Regions from separate parts of the Homo sapiens genome. Here region 1 is linked to region 2. The links are chromatin contacts, found by Hi-C or POLR2A ChIA-PET in ENCODE. All regions are on one chromosome and are shown on one strand. The core of a region is the stretch at or near the end of the contact, and the rest is flanking DNA. Distances in the headings are between cores, read along the strand shown.

Evidence for each region. Hi-C counts contacts between places; a loop is a spot of excess contacts on that map. ChIA-PET counts read pairs that join two places held with the same protein, here RNA polymerase II (POLR2A). Pooled maps may share reads with other maps.
Region 1: a pooled map shows a loop between it and region 2 (5-fold over the local background). The contact joins two enhancer-like sites. A Hi-C loop is called at or near these places in 1 of 37 single-sample maps with no recorded cell type and 6 of 50 pooled maps. POLR2A ChIA-PET finds 5 or more read pairs at or near these places in 2 of 52 experiments (AG04450 and WTC11).

Annotation. Positions count from the first base shown.
Region 1 is chr17:47,066,306-47,072,070 of GRCh38, reverse strand. All of the region lies in intron 2 of LOC101927060 (a long non-coding RNA gene), which reads left to right. Among named protein-coding and RNA genes, the nearest start is that of RPRML, 90 kb to the right of the region's middle. RefSeq lists enhancers at 2,921-3,420, 3,421-3,922. Within about 2 kb of position 4,515, at least 38 of the 41 ENCODE cell types and tissues checked have a DNase peak (open chromatin) inside an H3K27ac peak, as active enhancers do.
Region 2 is chr17:46,938,648-46,944,283 of GRCh38, reverse strand. GOSR2 (golgi SNAP receptor complex member 2) reads right to left here. Exons shown (of 6, transcript NM_004287.5): 6 at 2,264-5,636. The coding sequence ends at 5,524. It also overlaps a transcript of LRRC37A2 not described here. Among named protein-coding and RNA genes, the nearest start is that of GOSR2, 18 kb to the right of the region's middle. RefSeq lists an enhancer at 492-1,428. Within about 2 kb of position 3,308, at least 2 of the 41 ENCODE cell types and tissues checked have a DNase peak (open chromatin) inside an H3K27ac peak, as active enhancers do.

The DNA of each region.
Region 1 (5,765 bases), core at 3,266-5,765, 130 kb before region 2:
CTGTCTCTCAGCTCTCAAACAATCACCGCATAAAGAAGTTAACAAAACCGGCCGGGCGCAGTGGCTCACACCTGTGAGCACTTTGGGAGGCTGAGGTGGGCAGATCACGAGACCAGGAGTTCAAGACCAGCCTGACCAACATGGTGAAACCCCGTCTCTACTAAAAATACAAAAATTAGCCGACATGGTGGCGCACCCTGTAGTCCCAGCTACTCAGGAGGCTGAGGCAGGAGAATCGCTTGAAACTGGGAGGTGGAGGTTGCAGTGAGCCAAGATCGTGCCACTACACTCCAGCCTGGGGGACAGAGAGACTCCGTCTCAAAAAAAAAAAAAAAAAAAAAAAGAAGTTAACAAAACCAAGAAAAGTTAAATGGGCTCAGTTCTCTTTACATATATTGCCTAATTTATGTTCCTCCTAAGGACCCTAGGAGTGCTGTTTTATTGTCTCCACCTGACAGATAAGGAAATGGCAGCTGACCCAGGTCAAGGAAGTTCCTGAGGTCCCAGGGCTAATAAGTGGCCTGACTCCACCACCAGCCCCCAGGAGGAAGCCAACCCCAGCCCTAGAAAAACCCAATTCCTGAGTGAGTGCTGTAAACCAAAAATAAAATTCTAAGCTTCCCAACTGCCTGAATGAACCCCCTCTTGGCCAAAGGGATTTTGAAAAAACCTAAAAACTGAGTTCAGGCCATGACAGGAAGTGGGGCGTAGGCCATGACAGGAAGTGGGGCGTGGGCCATGCCTCATCCTAGCCTCTCCCTTTTGGAGCTTAGACACAACTGACCAGCATTAACATTAAAACAGAATCCTAAGACTGACAGAACAGACTCTCAGCAATTAAGATACCAACTCCAACCTGACTGGTCTATCATCACATGGGAGATGACAGATGGTCTCTTATCAGACCCTAAAAAGTGTCAGACTCTTAGTTAAATCTCTCCTAGATCAGGAAAAGGCCTAGAAAGGGAAGGGAGTCTGCAGGATATAAATTTCCCCCACAAGAGATGGCTTTGCAGGGCCATTCCAAAATATGTCAAAGAAACATATGGTTTCTTCATCCCAACTCCCGCATCTTCCCCTGGACCAAATGGCCTCAGGTCTTTGGCTCAAAGAATTTCAGGCAAACTATTACTTCCTCCTCAGAGGTACTCGGAAGCTCCATTTCATCACAGAAGGTCAGAAACCAACATGAAACAGTTCTGCCAATCAGATTTATAGCCCCAACCAGCTGAGACCAGGTCCTACCAATGCTCCTGAAGTCTCAGAGCTATACTTTCTTAAATGTTCCAACATAGTTAGGAAGGAACAGTTCCAGTTGGTTTCCTGCATTATACTGCCTGGCCTTCTCTATATGTCCAATTTCACTTCCTCCAGAGATCAAGGAAGCAAAAAAAGAGAGTGACTTGGATGAGACTTACGTTAAAAGAAGAAAGGGATAACCTGGTTTCACCACTCTCAAAACACTCTACCATCAGTGAACAGCAACCTCTTCTCTTGAGGGACTTCTCAGCCACTCCCTACGGCCTTCTCTCCACTGCCTGAATTGTGTACCTGGCTGTTCAGAGCCACAGCCTGGCTTTAAGCCATCCAACTGCTGTACCAATTGATGAGTCACGTTTTTTCAATTGGAAAAGAATGACAAAGTTACCCTCTGATTCAGAAAGGCAGCTGATCTTTCAGGCATGTGAGTGCTGACTGAGGAAACCGCACCTCTGTCCACCTGAGGAAAGTTGGATTTCTGTGATGGGTGGGGTGGTGGGGGTTGGAGCTTTGAAGTAATTAAATACCAGATGAAGGGTGAGAAACTTCTAGCTTGTGATTCCCAGACTCAGGGCTAGTGGATGAGGGCAGAATCTTCTCTATATTCTTGTCCCATATCCCAGAGGATTCTAACAAGGACCAAACTCTGAATGAAAACAGGACCATTGCCTGACCCATTCACCAGTGTTTGGCACACACTGGTGCTCAAAAAATAAGCTGTTGAATGAATTGATTAATAAAATAAAAATGAGGCACGGGGCAGGTATCTCCATTTCACACACTGTGGGAAGTTGGGGTATATAACTCTGAAGTGTTAAGATGACTGTGGAGCTCCTTCCATTAAGTCAAGCTGCCAATAAGGCTGAAACCAACTTAAATATACTAATGGGAGGACATTGAAGGTAAACAGCATTCATTTTTTCAACGGAATAAGACTATAAATGGCAAGCAGAGACAAGGTTCTTTGGGGCCCTTTAAAACTGTGGTCAAATGGCCCACCCATCTGATGCCAGGTCCTCAGGATTCAGAGAACATGTGTACCAAAAAGCCCCCAGGAAACTAAATGCTAGCATGGGACTTGGGTGCCTCTGGAATGTCCTTCTGCCTCAGCTACTCTGAGATAACATGGTTCCCTGTGTTCATGGAACCCAGATGGCCAAAAGTCAATGATCCAGCACTTATAAGAAAAGAAAGCCATTCAAGAGCCTCTGTACCCACCTAGGCCTCAGCCTCCCCAGGACCTACTCACCTATACTCTTCACAACAGGTAACATTGCCTCTGGCACCCATCACATCCCCTGAATTTGGCATCAGGATTGATCTGCCATCAGCTCTGGCAGGGAGAGGCCCTTACAAATGCCAGGAAAAGAAACATGAACAATATTCTGTGACCACAGCCAACACCACACAGAACTTCCCAGAGGCTCTCCAGGGCAAGAACACCAACCAGAAGGAAGGGGCAGCTTCCATCATTCTGTGCTAAGTGAGCTGAGTGAGTGGCCATCTCTCACCTTCCAGATATTTGAATGATACCTACCATTCCAGCAGCCAGCACAAGTCATTTAATATGAATGCCAGAAACACAATCCCTGAGGACAGGTGCAGGAGACCAGATGCCAGGAAAAACCCCGGCTGACCCAAGAGTTGGGGAGAGCCCACTGCTCCTCCACCCTTATTTACCACCTGAGCCCCTGCACCCACCAATCATGCTGCTCAGTCTCTAACTGTGGGTCTGAGTGAGCACCTACATTTGGCTGTTGAGGGGCAGCTGGTGGAAGGAGACTCTGCACTAAGTTCTCAGGTTGAATGGGAGTGGGGTCGAGGGAAGCAATGGACGCAGAGTTGGGGTAAAGACATGCGGTGGTGTCAGCGGGGGTGAAAGGACACGGAGATGTCATTTTTTAACAAGATTGGGTGAGGGTGGTAGGAAAGGAGGCAGTAAGAGTTCAGGACAGTTTAGCAAAGACTTAGGGATGGGGTGTCCTCAGGACGGCAGGAGACGGAAAAGAAGGTATACAGTGGCTAGGAGACTAAGGATGAGAAGACACTGTTAAGACTTGGAATAAGGCTGAGATCGGAGTTATCCAGAAGAAAGCGGTGAGCTCAACAGGGCACCAACTTCCTGGGGCTGGACTACGGCTGCGCAAATCCCACCCAGCCCAAAAAAGTAAGTGTGAGGAGAGAAGGGAAAAACTAAAAAGGAAAATCAGAAAAAAACAAAAGAGATGGACGGCAGTGCGTGCGCAGGGGCAGTACCCATGCCGTTGCCCGGCCTGCCAGCTGCAGGAGCAGGAGAACTCGGGAATGAGGAAGAAACCAGGAAATGACAGAAAGAAAAAAAAAAAAGAACGCAAATAGAGAAATGGAAAAAATAAGAAAGATTGGAAAAAACAGAAATTTTGAAAAAAGGATAATACTAAAAAAATAAATAGTATAAAAGGAAGGCAAAATGTTAAGGCATGTCAAAAATTATCTGTAAAAGTCATAAAAAATGCTATAAAAAGAATTTATGCAAAACATATTATATAATTTAAAACTAATTTGGCCTCCTAAATGTAAAACTATTAAGTTTATGTGCAAGGTGTATAAGGAAAATAAAATACACTTTTAATAAAAGGATTATAAAGAGGCATAAAAATTTGAATTCTTACCTACATTAAAAGGTCAAAAAAATTTGTTTTAAAAGTTTAAGCAAGTTTTAAAATGTTAATTATAAAAAAAATTCTGTGTATAAACATATCGGCTAAAGTTAAAGGGGTATCATCCAGTTTTTCTATGAACTGAACATAAAAATAAAAGCACAATAGGTTTTTCTTAAAGCACTAACCTGCTCTTTAACAAAAATTATAAAGGGTTAAAAAGAATCTATAAAAATCTTACCTTATAGTCAAACGTTAAAATTAAATAATATCTACAAGGTTTTATTAAAATGTAGTTTAACATTAATAGTACACTAATATAAAGGTAAAATTTAACTTATCTCTTATAAAATCATACAGGAAACATTATCAAACATAAAATGATGTTTGACTTTCTTTATTCTAAAAACTAATAAAAATAGGTGCTAAAAATTTTCCAAATGAAAATAAATATTGCTAAACCAAAGAGAAATGTTATCTAAGCCCCGTATAAAAAATAAATAAATCTTGTTCCAATTGCATCAAAAAACCCATTAAGGGCCCTCCAGCACAGGGTTAATACCAACGAGTTTCCACCTCCAGCTGCTCCTAGAGTGGCCACAGCATGAGCCATCTGGTGGGGGACCTAGCCGCCAACAGACACTTCCTGTACAGGGGAGGGGGGAGGGGGCCAGGCAGCCGTTAGACAGCACAACCGAACCCAACACCGGGGCCCAACGGCAGGGGCTTGGGCAGGAGCAAGGTCCGAGGGCTGCCAGGTAAGTCACAGGGCCACTCATCCCTAAGGCCACAACGCAAGGGAGCAATAAAGGCCACAGGGAGGCCAAGACCTTAAGGGGAGCCAGGCCGCCGCGTCCCCTAGGCAGCGCTCAGCGGGGAAGGAGTTGGAGGTGTCACTATGGGGCCTCAAGCCCCAAGATGTACAAAGTTCTAAGAAAAAACCCCAAAGTTTCCTTCAAAAGCAACATAAGAAAAAGTTAAAAAAAAAAAAACTTAAGAAGGCACTAAGGACTTATAGACCAAAAAATACCTATAGTTTGCCTTACTTACATTCTACTGCTAATGTCCCCACATTTAAAACAAAAAATCAGTTTCTCAAAAATTATATACTTATTTTCCACTTTCCCTTCCCTCAAAACTAAAAGCCTTTTAGCACAGGTACCACCCCTAACATTTCCAGTACACCAGCACCAGCTTGAAAACCACGTCCTTATCGAAAGATGTAAAAAAAAGAAAAATGCAAGCCAGCCTAGGAAGAAACCTACCTTAAGCTGCTGACCACCAAGACTGCCATTCGCACAGCAAAAAAATAAATTAACACGTCGTACCCAAGTCGAGAAAATGTCATCACCATAAAAGTCATAGGCCATTGCTCCAGGGTCAAGCCCTACCAAATTAAAACTAAAAAAACTTTATCTATCTTTTCTCTCCTTCAACTACTTCCCATCTTATTAATGTAACTAAATCTAACTCACCTCAAATTATTACTTTTAATGCCTGTTTAGTTATCACTCCTCTCTTACCAAATAACAAAACCAAAGTCTCTATAGTAAAAGTAAAAAACCTAAGGCAAACAACAAGACATCAAAATATAAATGCCTGGCTAAAATAAATGAAATATTCCGTTCACTCTTTAAACAAAAACAACTGTTACACTTGTGCGCACGGTGAACCAGAGGTCCAGGTTATCCACTTTCCACTCAAATAGTCTTCTAATCAACAAGACATAGACGACATGGTATCTCCTTTTCAAAATCCTACAGCCTAGGATAGTAAACTGTACCAAACTCTCTCTGCTATTTCCTGAAGTGCAGTAGTACCCTGCGGGTCTGCTCCCAAGAGCCATCCAGCCTCCCATCTTCCAAG
Region 2 (5,636 bases), core at 2,059-4,558:
GCCTCCGGCCGCTGTAACCAGTGCAAACTGCGGAGGGCTGCTTGTCTCCAACTCCTTCCCTCTGCCCTGAAACAGCTAACACTGGCACTGGACACATGCCAGGGCTCTGGAAGACGGAATAAAGATGAATGTCCCCTCTTGTACTGTCAGCCACTGTCTTCTGAGGAGGTTGGAATACTTCCCTCCTGGGCCTGGCCCAGCCTCTGCCAGCTCTCCAGGAGCCACCATGTCACAGATGCCTGGAAGGAAGGGCCAGTGGAACCACACTAATGGAATTGCTAAGCCAGGAGTCAGCCTCCGAGAGCCCCCTCTTCCTAGATACCCTGCATTAGTCACGCCTGTCCTAGCCTTTAGCTTATCTAGGGTGACCATCAGACCGAGGGATCGCCAGGATTCAGGACTTTCAGCTTTAAAACCCAGACAAGTTGGTCACTCTACTTCTCTCTCCCCAGTCCTGAGTGACAGTTTCCCTCACGGGGCCCCATGCCTCTCCTCTTTTACTGCAGTCATTGCTGTTGTTGAGGCCCTGTGAGCACATGGCTCGTAGCATCAGTGGCCTTGAACCTTCTGGCTTCCTCCTGGCCTGGCTGCAACAGCTTTGCTGGCCCTGCATGGGGGATGGGCTCAAGTGCTCTCCTGCAGCCGCTTACCCGATGGCGCCTGCGCCTACTACGTGCCCGGGATGCACAAAGGCCCCTGCGGTGAGGAGCAACTCCCATTCCGCAGGAAGCGTGCAGTATGAGGTTGTTTGGAGGGGAGGGGCAGGCTTCTTGGAGGTTTCATGGGATTGTGGGGGTGTTTGTGGCACATCTGAGAGGAAACATCTTGTGCAAAGGTGCAGCTGTACTGAGTGTGTGGCATGTTCTGAGAAGACCAAGCAGTCCAGGGAGGACGGAACACCAGGCAGGGGTGGTGGGGAGGGCTGGGGGCTGCACTGCAGGGGCAGCGAAGAGCTGGCCTGTCACATCAAGGTGCTTTACTCAGCAGAGAGGTGTCAGTTAATGAGGGGCACCCAATGGCCACAAGGGATCTGGCTCCTTCTGATCCAGAGGGAGAATCAGGCTTCCATCCCTGCCCCTAGTTGGTCTCTGCAAGTGGTTCCCACGGTGCGGCCAGGGGAAGTGCATGGGGGACGGGCTAGCCTTGGGTTGATGTTCTTGTATTAGAGCCATCGGCTCCCTACCCCTGGGCATTACAATCGCCTTGGGCAACTCCCAATGCCCCGGCTGCACTCCAGGCCAATTAATAAGAGGGTGAATGGAAGACCCACACATGGGTTTTTAAAGCTCCCGAGGGAATTCCAATGCAGAGCCAAGGTTGGGAACCCTGTACTAGAGGGACATGGGGATGAGGCGGGGAGGGATGGCTCACAGAGGCTCCATGGTGGGGAACTTACCAACAGCACTTGGGGGCCCAGCACCCCTGAACACTCCTCTCCCATGTGCCTTCCATATGAAATGAAAAGGACACAGAAAATGGGGAAGGAATGACACTTTCCTTTCTCAGCTTCTAAGTACAGCAGGCCTAAGGCAGTGTGTTCAGGGCCCACTAGCCACAGATAGGGCTATGCCGCCCCCTAGGGGCAAGGCCTGAGGACAGCTTTCACTTCAGATTCCCTCCCCTTCCAGTTAGGAAATTATTTCCCAACAGGGAACTTGCCCTATACTATCTGAAGGGTCTGCAGCAAACACCTTATAGCTCTATAGTCCATGCCAGCAGGCTGCACCATCTCAGTCCCCTGCACACCTCTCAATCCCCCCAGACCCCAGCAGAGCACCCCACGAGAAGTGTGGGAGATTAAGTGGGCCCATGGTTCCAAGCTGGATGAGGGGCCAGCTCCTCTCGGACTCCTGTGAGGCCTTCACAGTCACCACAGCTCAGCCCCTTGTCTGCATAATGAGGATAAATGATGGAGAACATAAGTGAGAGGGTTTCAGATTGGCAGGGATGGAGCCAGGAAAATCCCTGTCTGACCTCCGTGAGGCCTACAGGCAAGCTGTTTATGAAGGGCCTAGGCTTTCCCTTGAGAAAATGTCACCCCCCGGTTGAGACAGTAACAGATGACGTTTCTTTCTTTGCTTTGGCTACTGGAGCTGAAAGTCAAATTAGGGTTCCCCAAACATTTCTTAGGGTGTTACAACGTTTGAGTTCCTTGTCCTGATGTCGACATTCTACACTGACTTGATTTGTTCTTGTGCCTCACTTCTTTGTATCTGTTTCAGTTATTTCCTCAAAGTCTCCTCAAATCTTTTTTGGACTAAGGTAGGATATAAACAGTAAGAATTTATTTTGGACTTAACAAGTTTTGCTCTTTACACCAATGTGATCATCTTTGAGACAGAAGCTTTCTGTCTAGGAGACAGTGGTTCCAAAATACACACATCAGAATCACCTTAGAGGCCAGGTACAGTGGCTAACACCTGTAACCCTAGAACTTTGGGAGGCCGAAGCAGGCAGATCACTTGAGGCCAGGAGTTTAAGACCAATCTGGTCAACATAGTAAAACCCTGTCTCTACTAAAAAATACAAAAAAAAAAAAAAAATTAGCCAGACATGGTGGCACACACTTGTAGTTCCAGCTACTCAGGAGGCTGAGGTATGAGGATCACCTGAACCCAGGAGGCAGAGGATGCAGTGAGCCAAGATTGCGCCACTGCACTCCAGCCTGGGTGACAGAGCGAGACTGTCTCAAAAATAAAAAATAAAATAAAATCACCTTAGAGATTTAAAAAAGGTTCTAATTCAGATCTGGGGTAGGCCCCAGGAATATGTAATTTTAAAAAGCTTCCCCACTGCTTCTGAAGCAGCCAGCCCAGCCCCTGGCCATGGAGCAGTGTTTGAGAATCTCTGGCCTAGAAACATAAAAAAAGGGGGCCATTAGTTATAAAAATGAATATCGAATTCTTTTACAAAATGTGATTTTCTAAATAAAATAAACCTCAACTTTATTCAGCTGATGTGCTTCCAAAACAATGGGTGTAAATCCAAATTTGCAAATCAAACCCATTCAAATTCATCAGGGCAAAGGGTGTACAGAACTCCGCAGTGAAGTCTAAAAAATCAAGACTCCTCTAACTTACTTGGTCTTGGAGTTTGGCTTTTCTTACAGTGGTCCCCCTGAAGTAAATGTCCATGTAATAAAGAGATCTCAAGTTCCTCTTGATAACCCACCTGTTTTAAATCACAATAGGCACACCAAACTCATGTACAAGGTCACAGAGGCTGGCTACCGGAGTTTCTTGCATCAGCTCGACCTAAGAATTCACCCCCGCCTCCACTAGAGGGTGCTCCTTCCCTGGCCTGGACCCTTCCCTACACTGAGGCGGTGGAGAGAGTCACACTGTTAGGCCAAGGTCTATTTTTCACCAGGCACTGAAAGCAGATGTGTGAAGAGAAGTGGTCATGTGACAACATGCAGTCTCAATGCCCCTGGGTGTCCAGACACACTGGCTGCTGTCCACCAGCCGCAGGTGGTAAAGACCCAAAAACCACCTCTGCAATTTTTATTCCAAACTAGAGGACTGGCTCTGAAGGTGCAGCATGAGGGTTCATCAAAGCCAACCACTGTCAAGTGTGGAAAGCACTGGTGCACACCACGAAAAGATGTCCTATCAGTCCACGCATGATGGGTGCGGGGACTTCTGCCTCCCAGAGTTCAAGAACAAATGGCTCAGCTGCTCCCTGCAGACCTTCCTCCAAAGTGTGCTGTCTGGCAGGATCCTTGGGTGCCTGGGGGACAGGACAGCCTTGCCGTCGCAGTCTCAGAATCCATTTTATGGATTACCAAAAGTCCTGCGCTAGGTCCCTGGCACCGCAGCAGTGCTGTGTGTAATGGAAATGTCAATGTGCCTCCCCAGAGTTAGACAGATCTAGGTCTAAAGATGCTGCAACCCCCCAGTCCACCCTCCAGTCACTGCTTTAACTCTGGCAGGGCCCCAACCCATTTTAGGAGTCACAGATTGCTCCTTCCTTGGAAACCTGGGGCCCATTTGGCCCGGAGGGGTAGGAACAATGGAGATCTCCTCCAACCGAAAGTGTGAAATTAGCATCCAGGAAACTCAGTTAATCTATGACAATTAAGAAAACTTACCAAAGGGGAGCTATGCCACAGAGGTGCCTGAAAGGACCAACATGACTACAGAGCAGCGGGGAGGGGAACAAGAGAGGTGAAGAGGAACACAGAAAGGAAGGGAAATAAGACAGAAGACAGTTCAAGCAACAAGAAACTAACAGAGCAGGTAGGGCAGGACAACCAAAGGTAGGGTTAATACTGAGCCGGTTTCCAGATCTGAAGGATTTTGAGTGTCATTTTATGTCTTGCCATGAAGCTGCTGTGCCCAGGGCTGGTAGGCCTGTGGTAAATGAGAACATACACTAACCAGGTCTTTCTGAGACTTTCAGTGATTCACCACATTAGATGGACTTCAGGACAGATTGGCCTTTATACTAAATTCCACAATATACCTGGTATTAGTACAGCCTGAATCCGGGGCTGGTCACAGAAGGAAAAAGGTTGTAGTCCCTGAAAACAGAGTGTTACAAGGACATACACACTACAGATGTCTCCACGGTGGGATCTGCCCACACTGGCTGGGCAAAATGAGGGCCTGGCTGGCAGGTGCTAATATATTTCAGGGAAGAGAAGGGAACCAAAGAATTAGAGATACTAAAACTAGAGCTGAGACTGTAATTGGAAAATCACAAATCTTTGCCTACAGCTACTTTCTAAGGGGCAAAGGCCCACAAAGCCTGGGCGCAGGTGCCAAGCCACAGTCTCTGAACCTTAAAAGCCAACCACTCTATTAACAACTAGAAAAAATCAGTGACTAGGGTCAAGACTGAACACTCCCGGGAAATAACACTGGCCTCACTTTAGAAAAGAGAAACACCCAGCTGTAGTGTGGAAAATCTTACTTGTTATCGGCAATAGCACTACATCTTGTTTCCCCTAGGTAGCTGCTTCCAGGGAATGGTGACAAGTATTGGCAGTCAGTCATCTACATGTCACTGAGGCACAGGGGAGGGTGGCCAGGAGCACGAGGATGTGAATCGACCTACTATTTAATATAATGGCTGTGAGAAAAGGCCTCTTTCCTTTCCTTTCCACTTTTGCTCCACCCTATCAGGAGCCAGAAAGGCCTGATGGTGACAAGGTGTGAACCGTGTGGACAGTCCTGCACACAGGGCTCACTGTGGACACCTTCCCAGGGCACGCATCAGCTATGTGAACAAAGCCACCAAAGCCATTCTTTCCCTCCCCCAGTGAGAGCGAGAGTGAGAGAGACAGACCCGGGACTTCTTTCATTTCCTAAGCACCGCGCATGGTGGTGGCACTAGCTCCCCCTCCAAGATGTCACAGAAAACAGAGCAGGTTGGAAATTAGACCACAATCACTCCCAAGTGTCTTCACAGTTCAGACAGGCAAACATTTCAAAAGGCGGCCTCTGGGCCCCCCTCTCTCTTTCACACACACACACACTTGCAGGCTGTGGGAATGCTGTTCAGCCACTGAGCGTGGCTGGCTCATGTCAGGTACTGCACCACGAGGAACATGACCACACAGGTCAGCAGCATCCCACCTATCATAAAGTACTTGTCCTGGAAAGCCCGCTTCTCGATGAGCCGCATCACTGTGT